Linked DNA regions of Homo sapiens: region 2 is linked to region 1. Evidence: read pairs that join two places in POLR2A ChIA-PET (ENCODE). Cell type or tissue: MCF 10A. All regions are shown on one strand. Each heading gives the region's core, and the rest is flanking DNA. Links, peaks and the distances in the headings are about the cores only.

Region 1 (16,257 bases), core at 5,531-8,030:
TGGACTCTGGTTGACTGAGGGTAATGGAAAGTGAAACTGTGGATAAGGTGGGGACTACTGTATTATCTAACACATTGCTTTTCAGAGTGAATGTGTCATTTCCACTCTGCATATCATATGCAGCACTCCCATTTCTATATATCTTCAACATCACTTGAGATGTTCAGAATTATTAAAGTGTGCCAATCTGATGGGTGTGAAATGGAATCCAATTATTGCATTAATTGCACTTTCCCTGATTACTAATGAAATTGAGCACTGAACATATGTTTGTTGGCCATTTGGATTTCCTCTTGTGTGAACTGTAGATTCCTATCCTCTGCCCATATTTCTATGAGGTAGTATGTGTTTTTCTTATGATTTCTGAGAATCTTGTATATGTTCTAGATAGAATTCGTGAGTTGTCAGTATCTTCTCCCCCACATGACTTGTCTTTTTCACTTTGTTTATGGTGCTTTTTGTCATACAGAGTTATTAATTTTAGTGTGGTAAAATGTATCTGCATTTTTTTGATGATTTTTGTTCATCTTCTCTCATTAAAAAATTCCTTCCACATACTGAGATAAAAAAGAAGTCATTTATATTTTTTAAATAACATTTTTTACAGTTTTGCATATCACATTTGGCTCTTTTAATCTATCTGGAATTAATTTTTGTGTATAGTGTGAGGTGGGCTCTAATTTTATCTATTTTTTCTCTGCTATGATTAGTCCTTTGACTCAACACCATTTAGTGAGTAGGCAATTCTTATCTGCTGTTTCTGGGCACTTTATTTTATTCCACTGGTCTATTTGTATATCCCTCTCACCCATGTCTCACTAATTTAGTTTTTATAACTTTGTAGTTTTGGTATATTAATTCTCCCCAAATTGTCTTGGCTATTGGCTCTTTATTCATCATATGATTTTTAGGATCACCTTGTCACATTTCACTAAAAAGATTAGATTTTAATTGAAATGGAATAAATGGATAGATTAACCTAAGGGAGCCTTGCCATATTTAAGCTACTTCGTTTTTTGTTTTTTTTTTAGTCCCTGGGCATGACTTATTTCTTCTTATGTTTAGAGCTTTCTTAAAGTCCCTCAAGAGAGTTGAAAATTTTTCTTTACATCTTTAATTGGGTTTGTTTTTAGGTACCTTATGGTTTTGTTGCTTTTGCATGGTGTCTTCTTATCATTACTTTTTCTGAGTCTTTGTTTTAGGTGTACCAGAACTTGTACTTTTGTACACTGATTTCATGTCCACCATCTTTGTAGAATTCTCTTACTACTGTGAGTGGCTTTTTTTTTTTTTTTGTAGGCAACTCTTATATTTTGGATGCAGGCAGCATCACCTGTGAATAATGATAACTTTGTTTTTTCCTTTATAATCCATATGCCTTTTCTTTCTTTTTCTTTACTTATTACATTAACCAGTACTTCAAGTCCAATACTGAATAGAAAGAGTTTCAGTGGGTGTCCTAGACTGATACTTCACTTTACAGCTATGTCTTGACTTAGTCCGTGTTCCCTGTGAACACCACCTTACCTCTGACCATCCTGCCCACTTTACGTGGCATTGTTGATTAGTAATTTAGTTCCTTTTTTGTGTATGTATTCATAAATTAGACATTATATATATATAAATAAAATTGTCATTATATCCACTAATATCTTTTGCTCCTCACACCATTTTCTTGCAGACCATTCTTTTCTTCCATTTAAATTTCCTCCCCAAGAAATGTCTTATAGTACTTATTTCCCCTGAACTTGTATAGTAAACTCTCTATTTTCCTGGAAAAGTCTTTATTTCGAGTCATAATTTAGCTATTTTCAACACTTGATGATATTATTCTATCACTTTCTGGCCTGGCCTCTATTATTATAATTAATAATCTAATTGCTGCTTCTTGTAGGTAATCTGTCTTTCCTCTCAGGATGCTTTTAAGATTTTTTCCTTCATATTTTTGGATCTTTTGATATTTCACTAGAATATGTGTGTATAGGTTGAATTTATTTTTATTTATCCTCCTTAGAATTCATTGAATTTCTTGACTTGGAGGATTTATATCTTTCATCAATACTAGAAAATTTATCCTACAGATCTTCAAATATTGTCTTTCTGCAGTCTCTATGATCTCTTTATAGAAGTCCCATTAGATATATTTTGGGTCTCTTCATTCTGTCTTCCATGTCTGTTAACTTTAATCATATTTTCTCTATTTTTATCTCCCTGGGCTGTATACTGTGGAGTTTCCTCATATGTGTTTTCCTGTTTACTGACACTCTCCTTAGTTATATATAATCTAATAGTTAACCTATCTATTGCCTTTAATTTCAATGATTATATATTTTATTACAAGAAATTTTGTATTTGCCACTTTTTCAAATTATCTTTTTTTCATTTCATTGCATTCTATTATTTTATTTCTTTACATATCTTTTCTATTATTTCAAGTACTGGAGCTTTAATCTTCTTGTTCTTTGTATTAGCTAACTTATCCTTATGCTGATTATTTCCTTGTGTGCTTCAAAAATTTTGATTACAAGTCATGTTTAGTAGTGCTTGTTTTCCCCATGGAAATGCAGTGTACTCAGGATTGTGAGAGTAGCCTAATAGAGTAGTTTTGTTTGGTTTTCTTACTTGACCCAGGGGTGTTATTTTCTTGGCCTAAGTGTTCCTGAATCCCGCTGAACATGTAAATTCAGCCCATAAATCCATGTCACACACAATCCTGAGTTTTGATTTCTCAGGGTTTTGCTTTTTCTCATTCACTCAGAGACAGAAGCTTCCTTGTTATCTATTTTTGCTGTAGAGTTGATTTTCATGCAGTTTATTTAACTGAAGGTACAGTTCTTTAAGGGTTATAGCTTAGCGCAGAATCTTAGTTCCAACTTCTGTCCACATAAGGTCTAAAGACCTTATCACTTCTCTTGAGTGGACATTAAAACTTACCCATTAGGCTGGGCATGGTGGCTCATGCCTATAATCCCAGCACTTTGGGAGGCCAAGGCTGGTGGATCACTTGAAGCCAGGAGTTTGAGAACAGCCTGGCCAACATGGCAAAACCATATTTCTACTTAAAAAAAAAAAAAAATTAAGCCTTGTGTGGGTGGCGTGTGCCTGTGGTCCCAGCTACTCAGGAGGCTGAGACATGAGAATCGCTTGAGTTTGGGAGGTGGTGGTTGCAGTGAACTGAGATGGGGCCACTGTACTCCAGCTTGGGTGAAAGAGCGAGACTCTGTCTTAAACAAAACAAAAAATAAAACAAAGCAAAGCAAAGCAAAACAAAACAAAACACATAAAAAACCCAACCCATTAAATCTTTGTTACCAGGACTAGTTACTGCCTATGGGACAGCTGCAATTTCAATTCACACGCTTCCTCCTTTGTATTTCAATTCCTCCTAGGGATTTCCTTTTATATCTTTCAAGTTCAGCAATATATCTTTTCAAATATATTTGAAAATATATTTCTGTACTTTATCAGTTTTTCTAGAAATGTGTAGCAAGAGATTTTCTTATTCTGCCATCTTTCTAGTACTGAATCCTTGAATGACTTTTACAAAGAGAATAAAATAGGAAAGCATAAAATAGTCCCTGGGAAATACACACAGTCTTCTAAGACTTGAAACTAGATGTTCCTAATGGAGAGGTTAGTAAGAGTGCCGGACACAGCACAGGGGAAGATTTGAGGAAGGAAGTGGGTGAGAAACAGCAGTGCATTAATGGGCAATTACTTTCTGCCCCCTCAGATGGTACGTGAGTGCTTAGCTAATGGCAGTTCACTTAGAAAAGTGATCATTGGTAAGTCCTTACCAGCAGCTCCCAAAAATATCTTGCCTGAAGTGATCGAGCCTTTTTAGGAAACGAAAGATCAGATTCAGAAAGCAAGGAGATGGTTCTCAAATTCTAGTGAAGACAAATTCTAGAAGAAAAGCTTTCAAAGGGTGTTGTTGACCAGAGAAGCTGAAGGATTCAAGCTTTCTTGTAGCTTTATAAATAAGAAGGGAAAGAAAACAGAATGAAAAGCAGGGGATGAGGGTACACAGGGTTGAGTTGAAAGCATGAGTGTAGGAGTTTTCACTGCAGACATAGCTGATTTGAGGGGGAAACATTGTTTTGCAGGGCTTGTGACCAAATTTCTTAGGATCCAAAGTGTCAGGAGAAATCCTATTTATTTGAAATCTAGTTGATAAGCCTTAAGCTGATTATGTCAGGTTGAGGTCACTTTTTCTTTTCAGCTTGGGTTGTCCCTTCAGACTCTGCTGTCCCTTCAGTTTCTTTTATCTTAAGGCATGGAGCCCTGTGCAGGCCTATGAGACCATCAGAAAAATAGAGGTGCAGCTCTGAGTTCACTCCAACTCTCAAAGGCTGTGACTTACTAGATATGAGGGAGAAAATGAAAGTGTACATAGTGAGGCAAATGCATTCCACTGGGGTTCCTGCATTCCTGGTCATGATGTTGATGAGTCCTATGAGCTAGAGCAATCTATTTAATTATTCTACACCAGGAGTCTCAACTGGGAGGTGATTTGGGCCCCAAGGGTCATTTAGCAATGTTTGGAAACATTTTTGATTGTCACAGCTGAGTGGGGGAAGTATATCTGGTGTCTAGTGGCTACAGGCCAGGGATGCTGCTGAATATCCTACAGTGCAAGGGCATCCCCTATGACAAAGAATTATGTGACTCAGAAATGCCAATAATGCTGAGCTTAAGACACCCTTCTCTACATGTCTTTTCTTATCTGCAACATGGAGGGGTTAGAAGAAGAGGTTGATGTGTGTGGCTAGATTAGGTTATTACCCATCTGTCTAACAGAGAGCACTTCAACCCACATCACATCTCTAGATACATGGAGGAAATGAAATTAGTTGAAAATGTTCCCCAATTTTCTACCAAAGAACAAAATATTGTACTCGAGATGTGAGCTTTGCAGGTTCACGGTGACCACTGTGTCTGCCTCCACGCATTGGGTCATTGGTCTTGTCATGTTAGGTTTGCGAGTTGCACTTGCACCTGTGAAGGGAAGGTTGAGGACAGGCTTCCTTGAGCTGAACTGATTGTCTCCAGAATGGTTTTATCAGCTGTAGCTTCTCCCACAGCACCTTCCCAACATGGTGCAGATCCTAAGGAGTCCATGTCCTGCTTGTGTCCATTTGGCTTTGTTTATAGTTTCCATTCATTTATTTATGCATTTATTCATTCATTTAATAAACATGTATTCAGAGTCCACTAGACATAAGGCAGTGCATTAGTTACTATGGAGAATGCAAAGATGAATGAGCCAAGCCCCTTGTAGTATAGTGGGGAGCCAAGATGTGTACACCACAGTATCTGAGGCAGGGTGACATAAAGTGCCAGCAGTACTCAGAGGAGAGAGAGATCACTTTTGTCATATGACCACAAATTGCTTCATAAGGGAGGTAGCATATGGGCTGGGCTTTTAAGTCTAAATAATTTTTTGGCAGGTGGCTATGGAAGAAGGGGTAAGGAAGGGAGAAAGAAAATGAGAAATGATATGGAGGAGGTCAATTACAAGGTGTTCTCAGGGAAGGGTTAACAGTCCTGCTTCATTGGAGCAGTAGTAGGAGATATTGCTAGGAGCATAATGGCAGGTAATAAGGACTTAGACTGGATGACATTTAAGTTTTCTTTCAACCCTAAGATGATAAGATCTTATGATTGGATAGTTATATTTGATAGGCACTAGAAAACTCATTCATTCATTCAACAACAACAAAAAATTTATTAAAATTTTTTTTTTAACCAGATACTGTTCTAGGCATTGGGGATACAACATTGTACAAGCGCTTCAATTTTATTGCACTGAAAGGTGAGATAGGGTCAGAGTTGAGCTGTGCAATGAATTTTTGTGGTAGAACCTGGAAGAGGAAGATGGATGAGGAGACTCTGCCCATCTCCTGAATGGAAGGTAATACTGACTCGAGGGGTGGTGGTGCAAATGGCAAGGACAGGAAGACTGTGACTGTGGCATAGAGAGAAAAATGACAGGGCTTGGGGAATGCTTGTTGTGGGAGTTGGAGTCAAGGATGCAGCCAAAGTTTTGTGCCCGAGTTAGGGGGAGACTGCAATGCTGCAAACAGCATTAGAGACCTAGGAGGGAGCTGGTTTGTAGAGAAAGAGGATGAGTTTGCTTTTAAACAAACTGATTCATGGTGCTGTCAGGTCATCCAGGTGGAGGTGCCCATTTGAGCCATGGTGAATATAGTACCAGACAACAACAAAAACAAAAACCAACAAAAAACAGAGCCGAAGATAAAGGTTTGGAAGTCTTCTGGATATTAGCTTTATTTGAAGCCATCCATATGGATGAGATCACTGAGAGAGTGCATACATAGTGAAGAAGGCAGACACCGGGATCTGAGGAATGTTCACATTTAGGAGGCAGGAGAAGGAAAGGTGAAGAAGATGAAGGAGCAGTTAGGGAGGTAGAAGGAGGAGTTTGGAAATGCTCCTGAGGGAGGCAGGAAGAGGAAAGCCAATTCATGCTGAGTCCCAATATATAAGAATGTGTGCACACCCTAATAGCCTCCAGGGAAACAGACTTTGGGGTGAAAAAATTCCCTGGAACATATTTAGCTGTAAAAGTGTTGAGCCACCTTATCATGTTATCACTTCTTAGTGCTTCAGCCAGAGGGTGAGGAGGGAGGGGGAGTGGAGGAGGCTTTCCAGTGAGTCATCCCTCCTGCATGTTAGGAGTTTTGGTTAAAAGATTTACAGAGAGAGAGAGTGAGAGAGAGAGAGTGAGAGAGAGAGAGCGTGAGAGAAAGAAAGAGAGCAAGAAAGCGAGAGAGAGAGCACGAGAGCACACAAGTGAGCGTGAGCGAGCTGCTTGATTTATTTTAATTTTTTTTAGAGATGGAGTCTCTAAAATATTTTTTTTTTTATAGATAGGATCTCTGTCACCCAGGTTGGAGTGTAGTGCTGTGATCACAGCTCACTGCAGCCTTGAACTCCTGGGTTCAAGCATTCCTCCCATCTCAGCCTCTTGAGTAGCTGGGATTATAGGCATGTGCCAAAACACTTGGCTAATTTATTTTTATTTTTATTTCTTGTAGAGGCAGATTCTCTATGTTCTCTATGTTCTCTATTCTCTCTATGTTGCCCAGGCTGATCTCAAACTCCTGGCTTTGGGTGATCCTCCCATCTCGGCTTCCCAAAGTGCTGGGATTACAGGCGTGAACTGCCACATCTGGCCTTGATTTATTTTCTAATAGGTTCCTAGGGCACTGTGGCAACAATGCCTTTTCCCCTGAGAGGTATATAACCAAGGAGAGGACATTTGGGGACCTTCTATGATTGATTTTTGTCTGTGCCATCTTGTTCCCCATAGCCTTGATGGCCAAGTGGCTATGTGGGGATCTGTAGTTCACACAAAGCCTACAGTTCCCAGGTAAAGGGACTTTTTATCTTTTCACCTTTGGCCATGGCTTGGAGGAAGCTTTGGGCCTACTGCTTGGCTCTTATCAAGTCCTGAGTGACCCCCTGCTCTTCTACGCTAGGCCCTTGAAACTCTCCTCAACTAGTCTTAAGTTCCAGGCTACAATTTCTCCTTCAGCTTGTCTCTTGCAATAAGGTTGTCTTGGTCTGTTTTTGCTCCTATAACAAAATACTCTAGAACGGGTAATTTATAAACAGCATAAACTTATTTCTCACAGTTACGGAGCCTGGGAAGTCAAAGATCAAAGTGCTGGCAGGTTAAATGTCTGTCGAGGACACGGTCTCTGCTTTCTTGAATGCTGCTTCCTCCAGAGTAGCTGATGGCAGTATCCTCACATGGCAGACAGCTGATGGACAAAAAGGGCCTAGCTACTTCTCTCCAGCCCTTTTATAAAACACTAATCCCATCCATAAGATTAGCCCTGATGGCTTAATCATGTCCTAAAGACTTTACCTCTTAATACTTCTGCATTGGGGATTAAGTTTTAACATGAAATTTGAAGGTGATGCAAACATTCAAACCATAGCAAAGGGCAGTAGTAAGATGTAGTCTCTGGCATTTGGCAGGCCCAGGCTCCAAGTGTAGTTCTGTGTGATCTTAGTGTAGGAACTTAGTTTCTCTGATCTTTATTCGCCTTATTTGGGAAATGGTTGAAGCTAACCATACCTATGTTGTAGGATTCTTGTGCAGATCAACGAGGCAACACATATATAGTGCTTCAGCCTTCCACAGATGTTGGTTACTGTTGCTGCTTTGAAGAGTTTCTTTGATTTTTTTTTTAACTTAATACTCTTTTGGTTGAGTTGCTTTCAGAATTTCTTTCCCTTTTCTCCCAATGTTTTTCAATTAAGAAAAAAATGTAATTAATTTGAAGAAAATTATAACCTAACACCTCTTAGCCAACTTCTGTGCGGCTCTTGGGGAAATAAAGGGCCGTGAATGCTTTGATTATAGTGATATAATTCCCTTTTGGAAATAAGTTTGTTTTTTTACATCATCTATAATGCCTGGTGTCTGTCCCTGCAAATATAACAATAATACCACCCACAGTGGTGTGACACTCTGTGTTTACAAAGAATTTTCATACATATCAACAATCTCAGTATCATTCTGTAAACTGGGTCTTTCACCCTCAGTGAAAGTAATCCCTTTTCTGATATCACCACCTCATAAAGGTATCTGCACCCTCATGTTCATTGCAGCATTATTTACAATAACTAGGATATGGAAAAAACAAAATGTTCATCGATGGATGAATGGATAAAGAAAATGTGGTGTATGTAGACACACACACACAATGGATTTTTATTCTGCTGTAAAAAAGAAGTAGATCCTGCCATTTGCCCCAACATGGATGGACCTGGAGGACATTATGCTAAGTGAAATACACACAGCATGATCTCACATATGTAGAATGAAAAAGGGAATGAAACAGTGGTTAGCACCAGTGGGTGGGGGGTGGGGACTGGAGGAGGAAGTAGGGAGACGTAGGTCAAAGGATACAAAGTAGGTATGTAGGATGAATGAGTCTAGAGATCTAATGTGGGGCATGTGGAATAAAATTAATAAAATTGTATTGTATTAGAGACTTGTGTTAAATAAGTAGATATCAGCTGCTCTTGTTACAAAAAAAGTAACTATGTGAGATAATGGATGTTAATCTTCTTCACTGTAGTAACCATCTTACTATCTATATGTATCCGATAACATCCTGTTGTAAATCTCAAATGTACACAATAAAATTTATTTTTTAAAAAAGGAAGTTGTCTTTTGACATCACCTATAATGCCTGGTATCTGTACCTGTAAATATAATAGTAATACCACCTACAGTGGCATGACACCGAGTTTACAAAGCATTTTAATACACATCTCTACCATCTCAACATCATTCTGTGAGCTGGGTCTTTCAGCCCCAGTGAGCTGGTGACTGTCTTCAGGTTTTAGATGCACGCGTGCGTGTGTGTGCGCGCGCACTTGAGGTATTGCTTCTTTTAACACAAAAAGCTGAAGTTTCAAAGCAGGTGGGGTGTGGGTTAAACACCGTTCTAAATGGCAGGCCTGCTGTTCATGGGGAGGGAGAGTGGCCTGAAAGTTTAAAAATAACCTGAACATTATAGACTCCTGTGAATTCTACAGCCCAGAGCACTGTGAGTCTGTGGGTGTTTTACCTGCTGGAGTGCAGGCAGGAAAACTAGTTGAGATGCAGGAGGATTTAAATTCGCTGAGTCCTTTAGTGGCATGGGCTGGCAGCAGAAGTATTTGTGAAAAAAAATTAAAGCCAGAACTAATGATCAGGATCGATGTTCCTGAATGGTAGGAACAGTGCTACCCTTTGATTTGCTGAACACCGCATAGTATTTGTATCGCCGGTGCAGCAGACCCTTGTTTTCTATGACTGAACAACTATCCTTCCCCCTTGCTCCCTGAACTCCCTTACTGACCTCTCCAGAGTTTGGCTGATACCTTTTGCAGATAGCTAACTGAGGCTGGCCTACCAGGGAGCTCAGGGTTGGGACATTTTGGATAGACTTAGCCATTCATTGAAAAACAAGTAAATGGTGTAAAACCATGCTAATTATGCATAAATTATGGGCAATAGCATACCCTTTGAATTTTGAGAGTTTTGAAGGGTTGAAATAATTTTTGAATTAGCACTCAGTTCTTGATCTGACTCCTGTTGCTCTGGGATATTGCAATGCAAAATGACAGCAGCAGTAGGAGGAGCAGGTTGGGCTACGAATGTATCATCACATTTGGTTTATCAGTAGCCCCATGCGATTCAGAGGGCAGGTACTACTTTTGCCATTTTTGCATGTAAGGATATAAACCCAACCAGGACTGAGGTGCAAGCCTCCTGGTGTTGTTTCCACCCTGATAACTCATTTATTCTGAGGCCCTTCGGCACCATCTGTAGAGTCTGGATATATTCTTGCCTCTTGGAACTGTAGAATCATCATGAAATCTCTATTCTCTAGCTCAAATTTCTATTAATGATATCAGCGAGATGAATTAAAGTGGCTAAGATAATGGGTTTTGAAGTCAGGGTGACCTAGGATTGATCTTTTGCTATGTCACCCACCACCTATGTGACCATCAGGGAAGTTACTTAGTTCCTTTCAGTCTTGCTTCTCTTCCTGTAAAATGGGGTTTATAATAGCACTTGCCACATGGGCTTATTTTGAGAAATAAGGAAAGTGAATCTGGTTAGCATGGAGCCTTGCACATTGTAAGTATTTAATACCTAGGACAAATAATATTATAAACAGCATCACCTATACTTTTCTTTGTAATTATTCTTTATTTGTTTGATCCATGTCCATTTTTCTTTTTTTTACAGCTCCAGAATTTGCAATATGAAAATAGAGATTATTTAAACAAAGGAAAGTAGCATAACTGGAAACTTTGAATTATTCTATTAATACTTGACTACATATGGAAGAATATTATTGAAAAATATGATCCAGTGATGGGGTGGTTTTGTGAAAAAATACAAGCCTTTAAAGGAAAAAGCTAAATCTTGAGTGCATGTATATGTGTGTGTCCAAGGAGTTGGCTTGTCAGTGGTGTTAGGAGGATTTCAGAAATTCTCTCTTGATTGAGAATTACATTTCCACCTTTCCAATTTGTAAACTGCACATTAGGAATATTCAGAAACCTGCAAAAGAGCCTGTAATTCTTCACATTTGAATGTACTGTATTAAGCCTGTCTGAAAACTTCCCGTAGCATGGGAAGATAACCTGCATGTTTGTACACTTGGCTGGCAGAACGTGAGATCACATCAGAATCTAGTGCATGTCTTTGCAAACGTGTGTGTCATTTTCATATGTAATTCTTCATAAGAGAAATAGGCATGATGACATTTGCCTTTTTGTAAAGAAGAGATAGAACGAATTAATACTGTAGTTGATATGGGTTTTTTTTGAAGCAGGACTTTATTATCTTATGTTTAATTTTCTGTGGAAAGGGATCTCAAAATATTCTTTAGGTGGGGAGCTGTTTCCTTTTAATAACTGATTCCCCAGATCTTATTTCAACTCCGTTTCTAAGAGCAAGAAATATTCCTCATAAGACAATGAACCCTATTGTTTAATGATTGATAAGATGGTGCTTGGGCAGTTAGTGTGCTGGAGAAGTTACCCCTGAGTTAGAGGCACTTAATTTCCTACAAGGGAAGTAAATACCCCTTTTTGATATATATTTATTCCTGTTTATATCATCTGGGTTGATGTCCACTCAACTCACAAGAAACAGCTGGGAACACCTGGCAGCAGAGAGAGGCTTCTAGTCAGAGCTAGAATGTGTTAGGGGAAGGGTAGCTCCTCAGACAGGGCCCAGATACCTGATTGATGCCCAAGCTCTTTTTCACCAATAACAGTTGCAGGAGATCCATGCATTCAGTGACAATTTATTTTGCAAAGGCTTGCTATGAGGATAACATAATGCAGGCACTCTAGGTAAAAGAACAAAGAGAAAGATATGTCCTCTACTCCTGAGAAGCTTACACCATAGTTGAGGAGACAAGGCATACATAATTGAAAAACTAAATATGAATATAATGGCAAAGTTACAGTTATGACAATATCAGTGATAAAACAGTACTATGAACGATACAGAAATTCTGTGAGTTTATAGGAGGTACAGGTCAGTGTTGGAGAGATTATGAAAGGCTTTGTGGGAGAGCAGATTTGAACTGGACCATGCATAGAAGGATGCCTAGGAGTGGGAGAAGCAGAAAAGAGGAAGAATATTTTTGGGGCAGTGTGAAGCAGGCGCTGTGAGCAGGGCTTTGAGGCAGGAATGGGCATGACACGTTTGTTTATGTACCTCATACTATGGTACGTGAGGAGATAGTGTTGGAAAGATAGGTTGAATTCTGATTGCCTTGAATTGTCAGGCTAAGGTGTCTGGCCATTTTATAGGCAGTGGGGAGCCACCGAAGTGATGACAATGTAACATGCATAGCAACTGGCATTTTGGGAGGGGGAGCTTGCTTTGAAGGATTTACAATGACGTCACTTTTACACATATTGAGTCTGGGGATGAGGGACAATCCATATGCAGCTACCCCTAACTTCATTGGACACCTGGGTCTGGAAATGAGGCGAAAGGTGAGGTCTAGGAGCTAGATGTGGTGTGGAGGGGGTAGTTGAAATGGCAGGTAAGGATATAATCTTGAAGGGAGAGAAGTCAGACAGAGGAAAGGGGTTGGGGACAGACCCATGGGTGCCCTACAGGTGAGAGCAGTAAGAGGAAGAGAAGGAAACGGTGAGAAACTGGGAGATGTGGTGGCTGGGATGCCAAGAACGATGACCTCTGAGGAGAGGGGGAGGTCAGTGGTGTCAAATGCTGCAGAGTGGTCAAGTAGGAGGGTAAAAAAAGGGACCATCAGGGGTTCAGTGGTAGTCTTAGAGCAATTTCTGTGGAGTGGAAGGGGCAGAGCTAGTAAATGGCCTGCCCAGGTATATATTTCAAAACTGGCCTTAAGTCCATATCATATGGGAATGCCTTCTTCCCTTTGATTATTTTATACTAGGTGGGTGTAACCAGCTGCTCAGTGTAGGAGAGAGTGGGAGAGAGAGGGTGTGGTGATGGACAGGTGGTGGCTTAATCTGCTGATGATTCCAACACAAAGGGTTCTTGGAGAGGCAGGATTGGTGGGTGCAGTGGAATCTTATTCTCTTTCTCTGGGCCTTCAGGGCCCCTTTAGGCTTGACTGCAGCTGTGAGCTGCATTTTCTGTTACTGCGGCATTATCTTCAAGAGTGAAATGTAGGGAGTGGATCAAGACCAGGCAAGACACGAATCCAACCTGGGCACCTTCTCCTAGGCACTGCCTCCTTTGGGCTAGCCCCTGACATGATACCTGACACGTGGAAGGTGCTCACTGCATGTCTGCTAAATGAACCAATCGGCCTGAGCCCACCCGGGCTGAACGAGCTTTGCAAGGTGTGGGCTGTGTTGTGTTTTCTGAGTCAAGAGGCCGTGGGGGTGGATGGATGGATGTGCTCCTGCCGGTTGTTCTCACCCTCTGCTCACCCCCATCAGTGGGAGCTGGGGCGCTGCTGAGTCCTCCTGCTGCACTTTGCCTTGGCTGAGCAGCAAGGTTGGGCCCTGAGGGTGGGAAGGGAGGTAGACAGTGATGGGCATGGGATCCTTTGCTGTCTGGGGCTAAACTCCGAACCTCCAAATCAACTTTCCCAATAAAGCTTAATATCTATTAGGGTAAGCATATTTTTGGCTTTTCTCTGGGCTGAAAGGTGACCTCATCTTATGGGAAAGAAAGGCTTGAAGTGGTAATGCTATAATCTTCGTGATCCTAGATACATTGAAAGAAAATAAAAATGCTGATTTACTAATTAACTCCATGCATCTTGTGTACTGCCCCCCTCCCCACCCCCCAAAACATCCTAAACATTCATGCTGCAGGCTGCTGCTCCATGCCTCCAATAAACTAGCTCTTCAAAGAGATCTCTTTTGTATTCTTCCCTTTTCCAGCTGCCTCCAGTGGGAGGGGATGGCTCCCTGCTCTGTTGTCTCCCAGTACTCTCCTGTGGTGCACTCCACATCCCGCCTTGTATTCGAGCCCTTTGTGGGTATGTTTTCCCTTCTCCTCTTTTGAACTGTAAGTTTTTAGAGGCTATGACTGTGTCTAATTTATCTCTGAGCCCCAGAATCCCTGAGAACAATGTGTGGCTCATCAAAGGGGATTAATGAGTATTTGTTAAATGGGTTTATGAATTCATGAATAAGTAAACAAACACACAGCTCTCTCAGGTATCATGGCCTTTGGGTCTCCAGACACTGGTCTCTACTATTTTTTTTTCCTTTTTTCCTCCATTCCTCTTTCTGACCTGATCTCAGGCACTTACATGTCTCTGCTCCTCTGTCCATCCCCCGCACAACAGAGTGTGTTCATCCCTGGCTGCACTTCTGAAGTTGGCTTTCAGAAACAGAGTCTGTAGACATGCAGTGTTTCCAGTGTGTTACCGTGGTCACAGCTACTGAAGGTGAAATGTACATAACAAGTACTTACGTAGCACATACTTATTGTGTGCAAGGTACTGATCTAAGAGCTTTATGCATATAAACTAACTTAATTTTCACAACAGCCCAGTGGAGCAGAATGGTATTATTCTTAACAATTAAACCCTCTGGGAGACTCTCTGGTTCAAGGTCATGCCTTACCTCTCTAAAGCTCAAGATCCTGCCTATAACTTGACTCTTAAGCAAGGAAAATATTATTTTGACATGCAGTATGTTAATAATGGTCACATATTGTGAAGAATCCTGTCCTTATTATTAGGAGATCCAGCTCTGCTATTTCCTAGCTCTGTGCACTTGGACAAGTCCCTGACTCTCTGGGTGTTCAGATAACAGGATGTGCCTCACAGTCCTTCTGCAAAGATGCAATGAGAAAACATTACGGTTGGCACCCAGGAAGTGATGGGTTGTCATAAATGAATGGTTTTTAAAACACTTTAAAACCAACTTTGCTGACCTGTGGTTAGCTGATAGCATGTTGGAGTGTGGGGCTTCTCAGGCTTAGGTTTGAGAGATGCTGATTCTAGGGACGGACATTACATAAGGATGTGAAGTTATGTTTTCACCCAAGTAAGGGCTGTGAGGTATTGTGAAAGCCACCAGACTCCCAAGATGTCTGCATTGCCATAATGCTCCTCTGCTCCACTATGCATTTGCACATGGTCTCCTGCCAACTTTTTTCTTAAGAACCCACTCCCAAATCCTCTCTGCATTATGTTCCTTAGAGCACTGCTTTGCATAAGAGTCTATTTCTTGGAAAAGCTCAACGGAGGAAAAATAGAACAAAAGGGGCTCTGATAACTTAAGCATAAGCTATCTGAGTGTAACTGGCAGGGTGGGGGAAGATGAAGGAGCAGGCCTGGTGGGAGGGGCACAGGCCATTTGGATGAAGCCCACATTCACAGACTTCTCAGTGATGGGTGAAAAATCTCTTATGAAGATGGCCCAAGGCCTGACAGATCTGGGAAGAGCTTAAGAATGAGGGTAATAGGCCAACTGCTTCTCCAACTTTGCCACTCATGTCCATCTGTCTTAGTACAAACTCCCACAGGCTGCCTGATCTGGGGCAGTGTGGACACCTTGTTTTCTGCCTTTTCCAGAAGAGGCTGGAGGGACTACCTACCAGTCCCCTTCACACCTGATTGCAGCTCGATGATACACTGCAGTAGAGGGGCTGCAGGATAAATGCTTTGAAATGTAATAGTCTTCATGGGCTTTATAAAGTAGGAAAGTTTTCCACTTGCTTCCTTAGCTCCTGTTGGGTTTCCACTTTGCAGGTCATTGCTTTCAGAAAAACATGTGGAGCATTTGGTAACCCCATCTTAACTTGGGAGGGTGTGTGTGGGGCTGCACTTTCCAACTACTGTGAGATGGGCTGGCTGCATTGTGGTGAAATTTAGTACCTCAACAAAGTCCCATAGGGGAGTAGAGGGCTGTTGACAAGAGGTCAGAGCCTAGGAATATCTAAGCTCTGAGGCATGGTGCATGGGGTGCTGGGCTGCCAAGCACTCGTGCTCAGTGACCAGTAGATGGTGCTCTGACAACAGGAAAATACAGTTACTGTCCCTCTGAGACTGGAAAGGGATTTTCAGATGGTCTTCAGACTGGTTTCCAATCAGAGTTATGACTAATTGCTAATTTTCCACATTTCCATTTGTGGATCCTTAATAGGACAGTGGAACTCGGGGCACTGGAAGGAGAATGCCCACCAAATTCCCATATGAAGAAATTCCCATATGAAGTCATGCAATACCGCATGACTACAGTATT
Region 2 (16,257 bases), core at 5,340-7,839, 610 kb after region 1:
GTGGATCACCTGAGGTCAGGAGTTTGAGACCAGCCTGGCCAACATGGCGAAACCCCATCTCTACTAAAAATACAAAAAAATTAGGTGGGCATGGTGGTGGGTGCCTGTAATCCCAGCTACTTAGGAGGCTGAGGCAGAGAATTGCTTGAACCCAGGAGGCGGAGGTTGCAGTGAGCCGAGATTGCACGATTGCACTCCAGCCTGGGTGACAGAGCGAAACTCCATCTCAAAAAAAATAAAAATAAAAATAAATACATAAATAAATAAAGGAAGTAAATTCTTACATAAGCTGCAACATGGATTAACCTTGGGGACATTATCCCAAGTGAAATAAGCCAATAACACTGAAGACAAATACTGTATGATTTCACTTACATGAGGTGCCTGGAGTAGTTAAAATTATAAAGACAAAAAGTAGAACGGTGGTTGCCAGGAGCTGAAGGAGAGAGGCATGGGGAATTGCTATTTAAATGGGTATAGAGTTTCAGTTTTATAAGATGAGAATAGCTCTGGAAATGGATGGTGGAGATGGGGGTTCACAACAATATGAATGTGCAGATGCTTCTCAACTTATGATGGGGTTATATCTTGATAAACCCATCATAAGTGAAAAAAATTCTAAGTGGAAATTGCAGTTAGTACACCTAACCTATTGAGCATCACAGCTGAGCCCAGCCCACCTGAAACGTGTCCAGAACACTTACATTGGCCTCTAGTTGAACAGAATCATCTGCATCACAGTCCACGGGAGAGTATCACGGTTTACTCTTGTGATGGCGTGGCTGATTGACAGCCGCAGCTTGATGCAGCTGCCCAGATTGTGAGAGTATCACACTGCATATTGCTAGCCTGGGAAAAGGTCAAAATTCAAAATTTGAAGTACAGTTTCTAGTGAATGTGGTACATTCTCACACCATTGTAAAGTCGAAAATTTTAAGTTGAGCCATTGTAAATAGAGGATCATTGTACTTAATATCATTGAGCTGTACACTTAAAAACAGTTAAGGTGGTTAATTTTATATTTTGTGTATTTTACCTGACTTTCTTGCAAAATCTTAAATGAGGCAAGGGAGTAAGATGTGCAAATATCTGGGAGAAGCCAGAAAGGAAAGAACCAGTACAGAGGCCTGAAATGTGCGGGTCAAGGACACCTAGGTGAATGGAATGGGCAGTGGGAAGAGAAGGAGGAGGTAAAGTCCTGGCCAGATCACATAGGGTCTTGCAGGTCATTGAAAGGAGTTTGGCATTTTCTCTGAGTAATATTTTAACCAGATCACTCTGGCTACTATTTTAAGACAGCTGATGGGAGCAATGGTGGACTCAGGAGGATCAGTTAGGAGTCTTTGCAGTAATCTGGGTGAGGGATGATGGTGGCTTGGACCAGAGTTGTCACAAATGGTGAGAAATGGTCAATTTCTAGATACGTTTTAAAGTTAGAGCTAACATGATTTTGTTATATATTGGCTATGGGGTGTGAGAGAAAGAGAGGAGTCAAGGACAACTCTAAGGTTTTTGGCCTGAACAACCAGAAGGATGGAGCTGCCATTAAGTGAGCAGGGGAAGACTGTGGGAGAAACAGAGTTTAGGAGAGAAAGTCCAGGAGCTTCAGTTTGGATGAGGTTTCCACTTGGAAACATTGATGCGACAGTTGGAGAGGCATCTGGATTTCAAGATGAGGATCTTGGTAGAAAATACAATTTGAATTATCAACGTGTGGATTACACTTAAAGCCATCGGATTCTATGAGTCACCGAGGGAGCGTATACAGTGAAGAGATTCGAGGACTGAGCCCTGGACCAGTCCAATGTTCATAAGTAGGGGAGATGAGAAATGCCCAGCAAAAGAGGTGAAAAGATGTGGACAAAAGGTTTGAAGAGAAGTCAGATGTCTGTGATATTCTGGAGATCAAGGGAAGAAAATGGTTCAAGGAGAAGGGAGTGCCACATGATGTCAAACACTACTGAGAGTTCCTATTAATGAGAACTAAGAATTGGCCATCCAATTAAGCTACATGGGGATCAAACCTGATTGGAGTAGATTTAAGGGAGGAGAGGAATTGTAGTCTGTGAGTCTAAACAGATTATTCAAGGAGTGATTATGTGGGAATAGAGAAATAGGATTGTGTCCTTGGGAAAGTAAGAGAGGATGGGACTCAGGGCCTGTACAGGAGTGGCTTCGGCACAGGCAGCTGGTCCACAGCAAAAGGAGAGCGGAAGTCATGGACACAGGCACAGGGTGTGGCTAGATGTGGAGGTGGCAGCTTGAGGAAGTACTCTTGCTAGGGTTGCTTTTTCTCAGCAAAATAAGAAGCAAGGTCGTTGGCTGAGATGGATGATAGTGGAGGAAGTGTGGGAAGTCTAAAAAGAAAAAAGGCATAAAATATTCATTTGCAGAGTGAATGGGTTCATAATTGCCAGGTAGCAATAAAGGCCCATGCAAGGTTAGTGGTCATGAATTGAAGTTAGGCCAGCCAGGAAGATGGTGTGCTTTCCCCCAACATGTTGGCTGTGTGGGCAGAAGCTTGGAGTTCACCATTGTTAGAGTTTTGCCAGACAAATACAACGAAACTAAAGAAAGGTATAAAGATGAGGGGTTATGAAAAAGAAGTGACTAATGTGATGAAGCATGGAATTGAAGCCAAGTCAGATGCGGAGAGAGAGCCTGAGGGGAGCAGGACGAGTTAAAAGGTGGAAGGGCCAGACTTCCCCTGGGTGGAAGGATGGGTGGTGGTGGGATTTCAGGGGCAGCGAGCTGGGAAGTTTAAGGAGGTGCTGGCCAGAGAGGGAGTTGCACCAAATTGAGACTGCAGAGGGAGTGCAGTTGTTATTGAGGACAAGCTTTAGATTTGGGCCATTTGCATATTTGATACAGTAAAGGACAAGATCCTTGGAGAAGAGGAGCTCACAGACTCAGGGAAGCAAAAAGCCAGCTCCACAGAGTTGTAGTTCTTAGAATGATGACAAGTGGGGTTGGTGAAAATGATGGTGAACCAGGTGCTGAGATCCATATAAGGAATGAGAGGAAGCCCTCTGGGGTTTGTGGGAGACTTCATGGAGGAGTGGTGGATGCCACAGGCTGCTTATTCAAAGCTGGGGAGCTTTAAGAGAGAAAGAATGGTCTGAAATAGCAAAGGAGTGAGGAAGACACTTGCCCCACCTAGTGGTAGGAGGGATGTGGAAGAGAAAATTAATCCTCCACTTGAGAAGGAGCTATTCTCAGAAGAGAGCCATGTTTCATGAGAGCAAAAAGGGGAAGAGAAGATGTTGAGGATATAGGATATTGTTTCTATCCAGTGTAACCTGTTTCAATTACTTCCCACCATGCTTTGAACCTTCCAGACCAAATCCTTTGCCACCTGCCCGCTACCTCTCTACATTCCAGCCACACTGTCCTTAGCATGTTCCTTGGATATATCAAGTTCTTTCCAACCCTGGGGGCTTTGCACTTGCTGCCATGTTCTTTCCTTTCTTGAAATTGTACCTCTTCCCCACCCCAAACCCTTAAGTCTCATGTTGAGTGTCATTTCCTTAAGAAATCTTGCTGAACACCCTCTTTAAATCAGGTGCTGTGCTTGGTGCCACTGAAGCAATAGGAATCCACACACAGTTTCTATCTTCAAGTTAGTTTACAGTCAGATGAAGCAAAGAGGGGAGCAGATGGTTTGAAAGTGCCCTAAGGGCTTCAATGGGGTAAACCCAGAGCACATGGGAGCACACAGGAGAAACTATTAAATGAACCATAGTGGGGGTGGTGGGGGGGGGTGGGGGTGGGGGTGGGGGTGGTAGTGGAGGTGGGCGGTGGGCAGTGGGAGAGTTTCAGAAAATGGCTAAACAGAGGCCTGAGGATGATCAGGAGTTAATGAGGAGAGGGTGGGGGCTACTGAGAGAGTGTGGGGAGCCATGAGCTGGTCAGGATGGCTGGAATGTAGCAGGATATGGGGATGATGCTATAGGGGTGAGTGTCCCACAGCAGACCTGCGGGACATGCTATGGAGTTGGGCTCTTTCCCGGGGTCTCTGGAGGCCACTAAAGGATGAGTTTTTGTCTTTATATATAAAGAGGTATATATAACAATTTTGCAGAAGAATTATGACCAGAAGCAGAGTATTATCAAGTTTGGCCCCTTCTGTGTTTAGCCCTAGAACAAGTATAGAGCTGCCATCTGGGAGCGCAGTGACCACAGCCTTCTGGGGCACAAGACAAGGCCTAGTGCTATCTGGGCGAAAATTGGCTAGGATCGTAGAACTGCCAGAGCTGCAGAACGTCCTGGACTAGTGGCCTCCCACCCACCACCCAGACAGTTTCATTCACCAGCTTTGTAGTTGGGACACCTTCTCCATGTTATCCTAATGACAAGAAGATAAAAAGCAAGAGAACAATTGAATGGAATCACTATAAAATGTTCCCAGGCCCCTTCCAAACTATAAGCTTTCAGACTTCCTTTCTCTAACTTGAGACTACAGAGTAATACCGATGCCTTGCGAGATGACCGTGACTTAAATTTATTGTGTGCTTAGCAGGTGCCAGGCCCGTGTCACAGCAACACAGGCAGATGCTTTCATCGCCATTTTGTACAAGAGGAAACAGGCACAGAGAGGTTAAGTAAATTACCCTTTGTCACATAGCTAATAAGTGACAGAGCAAAGATTCAGACCCTTGGAGTCTGATTCCAGAGCCCATGGTCTATACCAACACCCATACCACCTCTAAAGTTGGTGTCTTCTAAGTAGTCAGAGTAAGATTAAATCAGGTTCAAACAGTGTGGGACTGAGGCATATCTGGCTGTGTTCAAGACTTTATAAAACTTCTCTGGGATCACTGACCAGAACATTTCACAGCTCAGAATGCTTGTTTTTGACCAGACTGGGGGCATCTAAAGAAAAGCTCTAGGGAAAGGAGGTAGCAGAGCATGGACTGCCTGCCCTCAGCTCCCACTGGCTGGCTCAGCAGGGAGCTCTGGAGCATGGTGGTGTCCGTACAGCCCACAGCCTTCCTGTGCTTTCTCCCTGAGCGTACACACAGTGTCAATGGAAACACAGTCATCACATGTTACATGTCTCTACCAGTCAAGGGCAGAAGCACAAATGTCTGAGGGCTTGTTTAGGAAGGGCTTTGGGGAGCATCTGCTCAACATGAAAGTTGCTAGAAATATAGTTGGGGGCCAGGCATGGTGGCTCACACCTGTAATCTCAGCACTTTGGGAGGCCGAGGCGGGCGGATCACCTGAGGTCAGGCCAACATAGTGAAACCTCGTCTCTACTAAAAATACAAAAAAAATAGACACATGGTGGCACAAGCCTGTCATCTCAGCTATTCTACAGGCTGAGGCACACGAATCACTTGAACCCAGGGGGAGGTGGTTGCAGTGAGCCAAGATCACACCACTGCACTCCAGCCTGAATGACAGAGGGAGGCTTTGTCTCAAAATATATATATATACACACACGCATATATATATAGTAGGGATTCTCAGGTCCATGTTTCCTATTTTCTCCACTGTGAACTCTGTCTTTTCCCTTTCTACTAAAGGGAGGGAGAGTGCTGACACCCACCCACCGCCCTCCTGCTGTCTCCGGGCTGTTCCTCCATAGAACCTCCCTCTCCAACTGGCCAGGCCTGGTCTGTCATCTGCACAGGCCACTCCCACCACCCAAAATTCTTTTACCTCTTTCCAGTTTTCAAAATCACATTCACGAAGACTCTTCTGGTCATTCTGACCCACCCTGTGTCTCCCCCCATCTCTCACAGTACATGTGATCTGCATTCCCATAGACTCTTACAGCAGGAAAGGGCTTCGAGAGTCTATGCTCATCCTCCTCATCCTGTCACTGAAAATTAAACCAAGGTCAAGAGGACAAGTTTTTTGCTCCAAATCACTGAGAAGTGTACTGCTCTCTCTCTAATTGTTTCAATAACAGGGGCCCTGTCTTGATCTCCTTTGCACCCATGACCTATATGAATCTGCTATAAACCCTGGTACAAGAACATTGAGTTCCTTTATTTCCTCATTGTGGTTTGAACTGGTATTTCTCTACTTCTGGGACAATGTCAAGGTTCGCGAGTCCCTCACAGAGTCAAGGAGGCTGATCCTTGGGCATTTGTCCAAGTGGGTTACAAGGGTGACATCTGGGGCTCTTTCAGCCTGTATCACAGGTCTCTGGCTTCAGGATGCATCTCTGCCATTCTGAGGACCTGGGAATTCATTGTAAGGCTGACATCCAGAGCTTCCTGGCACTATGCAGACACTTCCCTCTGGGGCTTGATACTTCTCTGGGGCTCTGCGGGGACCAGGGTGGGGCAGTGGCCTGGAGTCCTCTCCCCACACTGACCCAGAGAACTGTCTACTAGGGGAGGCATCTTCCCTGCCTCCTGCTTCCTTGGGTTGCATTGCTTTGTCTCTCAAACCCAGGCCTCCCTCTTGTTTTTCACCATAGATCTGGAGGGCCCCTAAACCCTAATGATTAGCAACTGAAAAACTTGTTTTTCCTTTCTCTTAACCTTTTAAACCTGCCCAGAAATTGAGGGAAAAAAAGGTTTGTAGTCTGTCCTCTTGGGGGCAGCAAAGAGGTGCATTAAAAATGTAGCAATTAAGTTTCTATTTAAAAGGCCAGCAATTCACATCTTGCTCATCCTTTTACCTGGAATCTTCTCCATTTTTCAACTGGTTAATGCTGGCTTATCCTTCAGGACTCAGCTCAGACATCACCGCAGATAGAAGTGACTCATATTCATGAATCACCCCCACTTCTCACTCCCTTCTGCAAAAGTGGGGCTTTGCTTTATTGTCCTCTGTATTGCCAGCCCCCTCATATCAAGTGCTCCACAAACACATGCTGACTTGCACTGAATTCAAGGCAAAGTGGTGGGTAAGTGAGATCCACTTGTTGACTAGTGGCTTCCCAGGGAAGATAGACTTAAACAAGAGGCACCAAAAGAGGCGCGTGTTTGGGGGACATTCCACTTCCTAGAATAAGATATTCAAACGCAGAGCCAGAGAAGGAGGACAGGGAGGCCTCTCCCGGCTCCCTGCCTCTATTTACACCAGGCATTCAGAGTGGGGGACAGTTCTAAGACTGACCAGGAGGTGGCAGCGTTGCCCCTTGGATGAGGGACTCCCTTCAGCAGGACAGAGGCAAAGGACACCGCCTCTCTAGCTCTGGGAGGAAGTCACCAGGAGGCCTCCCCTAGGCCAGTCTCAGAGGGCCAGGATGCCAGCTGCCTTGCACACAGTAGGGATCTATAGCCATGTGTGGATCCAACGTGGTTTTGTTTGTTTGTTTTTGAGACAGAGTTTTGCTCTTGTTGCCCAGGCTGGAGTGTAGTGGTGCGATCATGGCTCTCTGCAACCTCCGCCTCCTGGGTTCAAGTGATTCTTGTGCCTCAGCCTCCTGAGTAGCTAGGACTACAGATGCCCGCCACCACATCCGGCTAATTTTTGTGTTTTTAGTAGAGACAGGGTTTCACCATGTTGGCCAGGCTAGTCTCGAACTCCTGACCTCAAGTGATCCTCCTGCCTCTGCCTCCCAAAGTGCTGGGATCATAGGCGTGAGCCACCACACCCAGCCCCACATGTTCTTATTCTAAGCTTTGCTAGGGGCTTTGCATGGGAAAGGAAGGAAGGAAGAGTGGGAGAGAGGGAGGGAGGGAGAGAAGGGACTCAGGCCTTAACCTAGAACCCCTGCATCAGAGTCTCTTGGATGGTTCCTGGGAATCCTCAGGTGATTCTGATGGAGGCAGGCACAATTCTCCCTTGTGTGACTAATTTCCCAAGGCCTCGCCTTTCAATCACAGAACTGATTTTATCCATTGTGAAAACCTAATGCAGACCCCAGCGCACGCCTCCTGCTCTCCCTCAGCTGGGAGGCTGACCGAGGTATTTTAGGCATCCCGCCAGAGATGGCTGCTAGGTTGCAAAGACAAGCAGTGCCCTCCTGGGCACAGCCCTATGCCCCCCAGTGGGCACTCCCTCTCTCCTTCTCATCCTATCTTCAGCTTTGGCATGAGTGGCTGGCCTGACACAGCCCACCTCACCCCAGCAGTGGCGCCCCAGGCTGAGCTTCAACCCAACTCTTGGGTAAGCAGCAGGGAAACTGAGGAGTATTTCACAGTTAGTCTCTGTCCCCTCTCAAACAGGCAGTATTTTCAGGAGTCCTTCGTGACATTGAGGCCTGTGGGGGACATCTTGATGTTGACTGGGGGCACACGTTGGCAGGGCTACCCCCATGTGGAAAATCTTGGCTGGGGTGGCGGGCTTTTGGTTTTAACAACAAGTGACTCAATTGTTGTCCCTTCTTCCTGCAGCCTCCCCAAGTCACTGCCCACAGATGGCCCTGGGCAGAAAGTGGTCAAAGAGAGTGAAGCCCGGGGGAGGAAAGCTCGGGTGCCCATGGCGCCCACTGGATGGCTGGCCTGGTTGGGACCCACTCTGGCGGGGCCAGCTCCTGGTGGTTCCCTGCACATCCATCCACTGTTTCCCATCTACACTCTGCCAGAAAGTCCTTCCTCTCCTGACCCCGCCATCCAAACCCTATGTGTTTCAGGAAATCATTTTTCAGATGCTACCTGGGGACTCCTGCAGCTGCTGTGCATTTTCTTGGAATCTCTCATGGAACCATGCATGATGACTGTTTCTACATCTCTGCATGGGAAGGAACTCAGGGATAGAGGGCACCCCGTTCCATCCCCATCCCAGCCCCTAGTGCAGGGGAAGAGAGCCGTGGATGTTAACTATTGTGAGTACATGACGGGAAGGAGAAGGTGGTGGCGCCTCAGGGTTGACAGGAAGGGACAGGAAGGTTTCATCATGGAGGCAGGAAGGGGGCCGGGCCCTGAAGGATGGATTCCATTTCTAGGTGAAAGTCACCAGCATGTTATCAGAGCGTCCTTCTTAAGTAGAGTCAGAGCTGCGCTATTTTGAGTGGAATGAAGGTGGTCTGTGGGTTGGAAAGGCCAGTCATGATCCCCAGTCCATTTTGTGGGTGCCCCTGGTTGATCCCTAAGACAACTTCCTGGAGTGTGTGCATTGACCACAGATGTCAGGGCCTGGGCTTCTCTCCTGAACCCAGTTCACACCAAAAAAGGACATGAAGGACAAGGACCAAGAGAGGGCTGGAGGCAGAAGTGCTCTCAGAGCGGACACAGGGTCCCACCCCAATCCTTGTGCCTGAAGCAGAGTTGCAGTGTGGCCGCTACTGGCACCAGTACAGCAAAGCAACACCCTAAAATCAAAGCGGGAACAGCAGGAGATGGAGCCCGTGTCTTTGAGGACCTCAGAGGCAGAACTTCTGGTTGGGGCCTGAGGACTTTTGCACTCTCCTGAGCACCCTTGCCTTTTCTTGCCACCGCAAGGGAGATGTTATCTTCAGACTCTGGGGCTATTGCAAGCTGCTGCTCTTCCATGAAAAGCTTGGGGCCTTTGCTCAGTGAAGTCAGGATGTTTTGAGATTACAGGGAGGGTGGAGGAAACAGGAGGGCCCACAGGGTGGGTGAAAAACCTCATTCTCCGCCCTCTCAGCTCCACCCTGCATGCACTACCAGCATTCTCAAGGCTTCCTTCTCAGTTTGTGTAAGACAAGGAAAGCCTGAACCAGGGATTCCCCTCTCAGCCACCCCAGCTGCAGCCCCTGAGGGTGGGTGTGCATGCAAGGGACAGGGTGGGGAGCCACAAGCTCATCTTCCACCCCTCCACAGCTCATCTGGCCTTGCCTCTATTGCTTGGGGAAAATGGCACCTTGAGGACAGAGTATGCCTTGCTTTCTCCTAGGAGAATGTTCTCTTTCTGTACTCGCTGATGGAGCTCTAGCTAAAAAAAGTATATTTCCCTGCCTTTTCTTTCTTCCTCCTTGAGGGCCTCTCTGTAGACTTTATCAGGCCACACTGATGAGCTCAGAACAGAAAAGTTATGGCTATATGGGAGCAGGCTCCTCCCTCATAGCTCCTGGTCAGATCTGGACATCTGGGGCAGCCGCGGATCAGAGCCCCAGGCTGGCCCTGGACCAGACCCCTGCTCCTCTGTCCCAGGCTGGCCCACTGCCTCCATGAGTCACTAAGGTAACCAGGAGGGCAACCACAGGGGAAAACAACCACCCTTATTGCCCCAGGTGGCAGTCCCAGCCCAGGGCAAAACTGGGGCATTACTTCAACTGTACCAAAGTCAGGCCTGTGCCTGGGGCTGCAGGAGGCGGCTGCAAAGAGGCTGGGCGGGGCAGCAGGAAGCCCTGTGGAACTTGCGTGTGTCCTGACTTGCCATTTCTGATGTCAGCACCTTCAGATGCCCTTTCATGGGGTAGGAACTGGGAAGGGCAGAGGTAGTAACATCTGAACAAAGCTGGGTGAATTCCCACGGAAGACGGAGCATCGAGTCGTCAATGCCTTTTGGTAAACAAGTCGCAGCTCTTCCGTCTTGGCTCATCCTCATGGGCACATCCCAGTGGTGTTCCCTGCCCACCTCTGCACCCACATTTTAAGGTGTGTAATCTGCCTCCAGCTCTGTCCTCCCCACCTCAGAGCCTTAGGATCTCTGGCTCTGACATTCAGTGCAATGTGTGCCGCCTGGTAGGCGCTCAGCGTTTTGAGTGAAAGAATAAATGTTTAGGTTTCCAGCAGCACCCCGTGCTGCTGGGATCACAGAGTGGCTGCTAAACCCAGGGTGTTGATTTGAGTGCCCAATGGGTGCTCCTCCGAAAGTAAGGGAAGTGACCCTGTGGAGCTGTGGCAGAGGTCGCATCCCCTGAGTTGCTGACCTTGCAGAGAAGCACAGGGTGCTCCTGCCTGTGGGTTGGGTGAAGCACCGTGTATATCTTTATCTCTGCTTGGGGGCCTGTTTCCTCCCCTTGACTTGTGCCTCCTCAATAGCAAGCCCGAGTCTCATTTAAGCTTTGAATTCTAGCACAGAGCTGGGCCCATCCATTAGATGAAGTGTGTTTACAAGTCTGTTCCGGAGTCGGTGGTGCTCCTGCTGCTTCACCTGGGCTCAGGACACCGAATACAAGATGCGGTTTCAGGATCTGGAATCCGCAGAGCCAGTGGGCTCCATAACCTGGGTCTGGGTGCCATGGCTAGCATCGTTGGCTGTAAGGAAGCTGTTCTGGCAGTTCTTGATGGCCGCTTCCCTAGCATCTCTGTGACAGGAGCCCTGAGAGAGGTCCTCTTCCTCCCTTTCCTTAACATCTGCCCTAGAGCTCGGCTGAGCTTCCCTGGGCCCTTGCAGCCCTGGTAGGCCTTTAGCACACAGAGTCAATATTTGTAAGATGCTCTGATGAGTGGCAGGAAGGGAATATACATTCTGTTTTATAGAAGGCAAGAGAAATATCAGAGGGAAAAAGTAAGCTTGCTCTTCATATTTGACCCCCACAGTGCCTGGAATGTGTGAGACGGATCCTGCCCTTTCCTTCACCAAGCCACCTAGCAGAACCCATGCCATCCAGGGCATCTGCGAGAGAAACACCTCTCCCAGCCTCCCCTGAGCAGCCCACTAGCGCTGTGGATTCCAGATCCTGAAACTGCATCTTGCACTCGGTGTCCTGAGCCCAGCTGAAGTGGCAGGAGCACCACTGACTCCAGAACAGACTTGTAAAGAAAGAAGGTATCTCCCAAGTCAGCCACAGAGGCTCATGGTTTCCTGCTCCATCTAGTCCTGGGTGTTTGCTTAAATGGGCACTGGCTGACATGACTGAAACCTCATGCATCCATCACACATTCACCCTCAACAAAGACACAGCCCCTCCTTTAAGGCCTGTGCTCCCTGTACATACACAGTGCCCTGCAGCACAGAGAAACCACATGAATGGCCTTCTTGGCTCAAGGAGTCAGGGAGTAGGGGCCTGCTGAGCATGACCATGTCCAGAGAGTGGGGACCCCAAGAACTGTAACAGCCCATTGGACAGATGTGGGCAGGAATGGGGACAAAATCACCCACAGTCTCAGACCCCAAATGAGGTGTGAATATGAAATCCATGAAAACCTCATGTGGAGGCCAAAAGACTAACTAGATTCCCATCTCATCTCTCCAGGCCAGAAGCCTATTATCCAATCCTTCCTCTCATTGCAAGCCCCAGAAGTAACAGCAATTACAAAATAAAGAAAAATAAGAACTTGTCAGCTCCAATTTTGGGGTTTGAATGTGGTCTCTGGGGAATGATCAGACGGTGGAAGCAGCTGTGGGCAGGGACTCCTCATGCAGCGATGACTACTCACTAACCCAGGGCATGCATTCGAGGTAAACCCTGTGGGATTCAGGGCTTGTCCTGCATCTCACAGTTGAGCGGGCAAGAGCCACCTCTGCCCAAGTGAGGCTTTGTCCCGCACGTCATCTGTATGACCTTGCTCTAGGCTGCTCAGGGACGGTAAGATTTTTGTTCTTGAGGACTGGAGCAGGTGATGGCCCAAGTGCAATGAGTTCTGTGGGCATCAATGCTCAAAATAAACACTAATGCACTACAGTCCCTCCCACTTGAGAGGCCCCTACCTGTCCCACAATATCTCATCCACCTAGAATTGAATCCTGGGTCAGATCCATACTCAACCAACTCATTTAAGTGCTACCAAGGGCTGACAGTGGTAATAGGCTTTCCCTATTACCTATAAGGGGCATATGTTCCTTTTATAGATGCAGAAATTAGAAGTCAGATTGCTTAAGTGACTTGCCCAAGACCACAAAGGTAACGGAGACACAGGTCTTTTGATTTCTAATTCAGTGTTTTGACACCACACAAAGGCCACCTCCTTCTTTGAAACCTGGAACGGTGCTAGTTGCCCTACAGAATCCCAGCATGGCAACCGGCTGGAAGAGGAGAGGCAAGGTGCAATTAGCATTCACTGTGTGTCAGGCTTGAAGCAAGCCTTTTCCTGCCTTCTGTTGGTGAGTGTTAATCAGCCCTGCTCTTTGGGGTCCTAACGCATGGACTCAGGGGCCAGAACTCCACCTCAGGCTACTTATGGCATCCCAGACAAGATATTTCACCTCCATAGACCTCAATTTCCTCACCCGTAAAATGGGATTAGAATGCCATCCACCTCACAGAGTTTGTTTATGGATTCACTGAGTTAATTTGTGTGAAGCACTCAGAACAGGGATTGGCACTTAGTACATGCTTTATAAGTAAGTGTTTATTGTTGTTTAATATTACTTCCAAATAGGACAAACTAGTTGCCACATCTCCAGGGCCCCTGGCCACACCCACTGTCCCAGAAAGCTCCACTGTGAGGTTCTTATGCACCTGAACTGGGCCTTCTAGGAAGCAGCTTCTATGGCTGAGGGTCCAGCCAGCCTGGTTCCACTTTCTCCTCCCTCTGGACTCTGCTCTTATTCACCAACTGTCCTGGGAACGCTGGGACTGTCATCACAGCACAAAGGCGGCACAAAGCACAGATCAAGCACTCAGTGACTGGGCTGCCAGCAGCTTCTTGCTGCCTCAGATGCAGAAGGGACAAGTGCCTGGTTCTTGGCCTGGCCCAAGGGTGGAATGAAGTCTCTGGCACAGCTTGGCGTGTGTTCCAGGCTCCCTCACAGGAAGAACCAAACACAGACCCCTCCCTCAACACTCTCGCTGCTTGTTCTCCTCTCCTTCTTGATAGGGTCCAGGTAGTCCCTTACTCCACCCAGCTGCTTAGCGAGCTGCCTCTACCTTTCATTTTTTTTTGTTTGCTTCATGGACAGTGTTCTCTCCCAGAAGCAGAAAGTCCAACGAGGGACATTATGAGGTGGACTTCGTGTGATGGGGAAGGATCACTTGTGAAGGGAAGACCATGAGGCTCTTGGGGGCACGCACCCACTTTCCCACACAGCTAGCAGTGGTGGGAAGAGAAGCCTGCTCTCAGTAGACTTCTCTAGAGAGGAGATTTGAATAGGCTTATGGAAAAATTGACACAGAATTTATATTAGTTAAGGTATCCTAGCTATTGTACTATGCAAATTCTCAAATCCTGGTGGCTTCACCCATAGAAATTTACTTCTTACTTCTGCAAAATACAATCTGGAAAGGAATTACTCAGGTACCCAGGCTGATGGAGGCACTGCCATATGCAACATGCAGCTTCCAAAATCAGCTGGAGTGTAGACATCCAGCCAGCAGATGAGGCAGAGAGGGTGTGGAGAGTTGGAAGGCTTTTTGGGTTAGTCCTGGGAGCAGTACATATCACTCCCACCTACATCCCACTGGCCAGAACTCCACCACCAGCCTCCCCCATCATAAATGGGACTGGGAAATGTCACCCTTGCTGGAAAGCCCCTCCCAACACCACCTCCACATTGGACAGGGAACGTGACTGTGGTAGAATCAACCAAATAGGAGTGCCCACTGAAGGGCATTCAAGGAGGAGGTTTTAGCAGCGTGATCTCAGCTGCTCCTGAAATGAAAGAAGAGTGCAAGAAATCTGAAAAGGCCATCTTAATAAACAGAAGCAAATAAATGGACCAAGTGGCTACAAAGGAAACTCAGATGAGCTCAGTCTTAAAGAAAACATGTACGAAAGGTGGAAAGAGTGGCCACTGACCAAAAACAACATAAAAATAGAAAAGACTGACGTAGAGCTGAAGAGTCATGTTAAGAATGTTGAACCAAGATATCAGAAAAATGTTAACACAGGAGCCTTTTTAAAGCTTTGTTTGAGTCAGAAGAACAAAGGAGTCTTAGGTCTGTCCCTGTGGATGGATGGTGGGATGTTCCTGAGCGACAGAAGAAACATTCCTACCCATTTTTATTTTCCTCCCAACATTTTCGTCAAAGTGAATGATTTTAAGACCAAAAAGAGCAGGAGTTTTGAATAGAAGGCATTGAAATCTCCAAAGAATGAGGAGTGTACAAGACCAAAACTTATTCCTTAAATTAACTGAAATATTCTAGCCCAAATGAATTACATTCCAGAGTTCTAAAATAATTTTTAAGAAGAGAGTAGTGTAGATGCAGGAATTTAAGAGCATAAGCCCTGGAGCTAGACTACCTGAGTTTGAGTCTTGGCTCAGACACTTGCTAGCTGTGTGACCTTGGGAAAATTACCTAATCAATCTGTGCCTTAGTTTTTCTATCTGGTAAGTGGATAAAATAATATTACCTACTTCACAGGGTTGTTTAAGGATTTAAATAGGATGCTGTCTAAGCACCAGGCCTGACACCTATTCATTGTTCAATAACTTAGTTCTTGTTGCTGCAGCTACCATGACATGGCTGATCTTCTGTGAGTGATCTGTAAAACATCATGGCAACCACAAGAAAGTCTAGAAAACAGAGATGAACAAATGCATTCCAATTTTCAAATACAAGAAGTGAATTTTTCTCAATGCCATCAATGCCAGGCAAAATTTCTGACTCTATGATTATTTAACATATTGTTATGTACCTACTGTGTGTCGGGCTCTATGCTGGGCCCTGAGAATCAAGCACTGAGCAAAATAAACAGAAATTCATGCCTTCCTCATGTAGTAGGTCTAGTAAAGGGAGACATATACTTTTTAAAAATAAGTAAATATATAACATGTTTATTGCTAATAGGTGGTACAGAGAAAAACGATGCAGGCCGGGAGGATGCATAATGTTAGAGTGAGAGGGTGACCATTTTAAAGAGAGAAGTCAGGTAAAGTCTTTGTGACAAGAAGACCTTTTAGTAAAATCTGAAGATGAGGGACTCTCTGGAGAAGGAACCACAAGTGCAAAGAGCCCAAGAGGGAAGTATACCCAGTGTGTTCCCAGCACAGCAAGGCGGCCAGTGTGCCTCATGTGGAGAAACTAGCAGGGAGAAGGGTGGAAGATGGGGTCAGAGAGATAGCAGGAGGCCAGATCAGGCAGGGATTTGAAAGCCCTTGTAAGGACCAGCAATGTTACCCAGAGAGAGATGGCAGCCATTGACCAGAAGAGTGGCATGCTCTGATTTACATTTTAACACATTCCCTCTGTGTTGCAAATAGACTGAAGGGAGGCTACGGTGGAAGCAAACAGGCCTGTTTTAATAAACTGTGCAGTGATGATGGTTGGAACCAGGCTGGTAGCTATGGGCATGCAGAGACATGGTCTAACAAGCAGTCAGATTCTGGATAGAAGCAATTGAATTTTGCTAATAGATTGAATGAGGATATGAGAAAAAGAGAGGAGTCAAGGCTAATTCCAAGGATTTTGGCCTGATCAGCTGGAGTGATGGTATGGACATTAACTGAAATGGGATGGCTACAGGAGTGCAGACACAGGTTTAGGTGACAGGAAGAAATGAGGAGCTTGTTTTTGGATGTGTTGTAGTTGAGATTTCTATTTGATATTCAAGAAGAGAA

The links. ChIA-PET counts read pairs that join two places held together with the same protein. Peaks named below come from ENCODE experiments on the same cell type or tissue, not always from the same donor. Only the 100,000 strongest peaks of a DNase experiment are listed, where the experiment ranks them.
Region 2: POLR2A ChIA-PET joins it to region 1 with 5 read pairs; 2 of 35 experiments call an interaction of 5 or more read pairs at or near these places.

The regions. Positions count from the first base shown.
Region 1 is chr1:181,463,321-181,479,577 of GRCh38, forward strand. It overlaps a transcript of CACNA1E not described here. Among named protein-coding and RNA genes, the nearest start is that of CACNA1E, 12 kb to the right of the region's middle. In MCF 10A, for the core only: no CTCF peak of the experiment used is centred there; a DNase peak (open chromatin) is centred at 6,671.
Region 2 is chr1:182,078,011-182,094,267 of GRCh38, forward strand. No RefSeq gene overlaps it. Among named protein-coding and RNA genes, the nearest start is that of ZNF648, 24 kb to the left of the region's middle. RefSeq lists an enhancer at 7,313-7,362. In MCF 10A, for the core only: CTCF peaks have their summits at 6,518 (motif pointing right) and 7,075 (motif pointing right); DNase peaks (open chromatin) are centred at 6,591 and 7,091.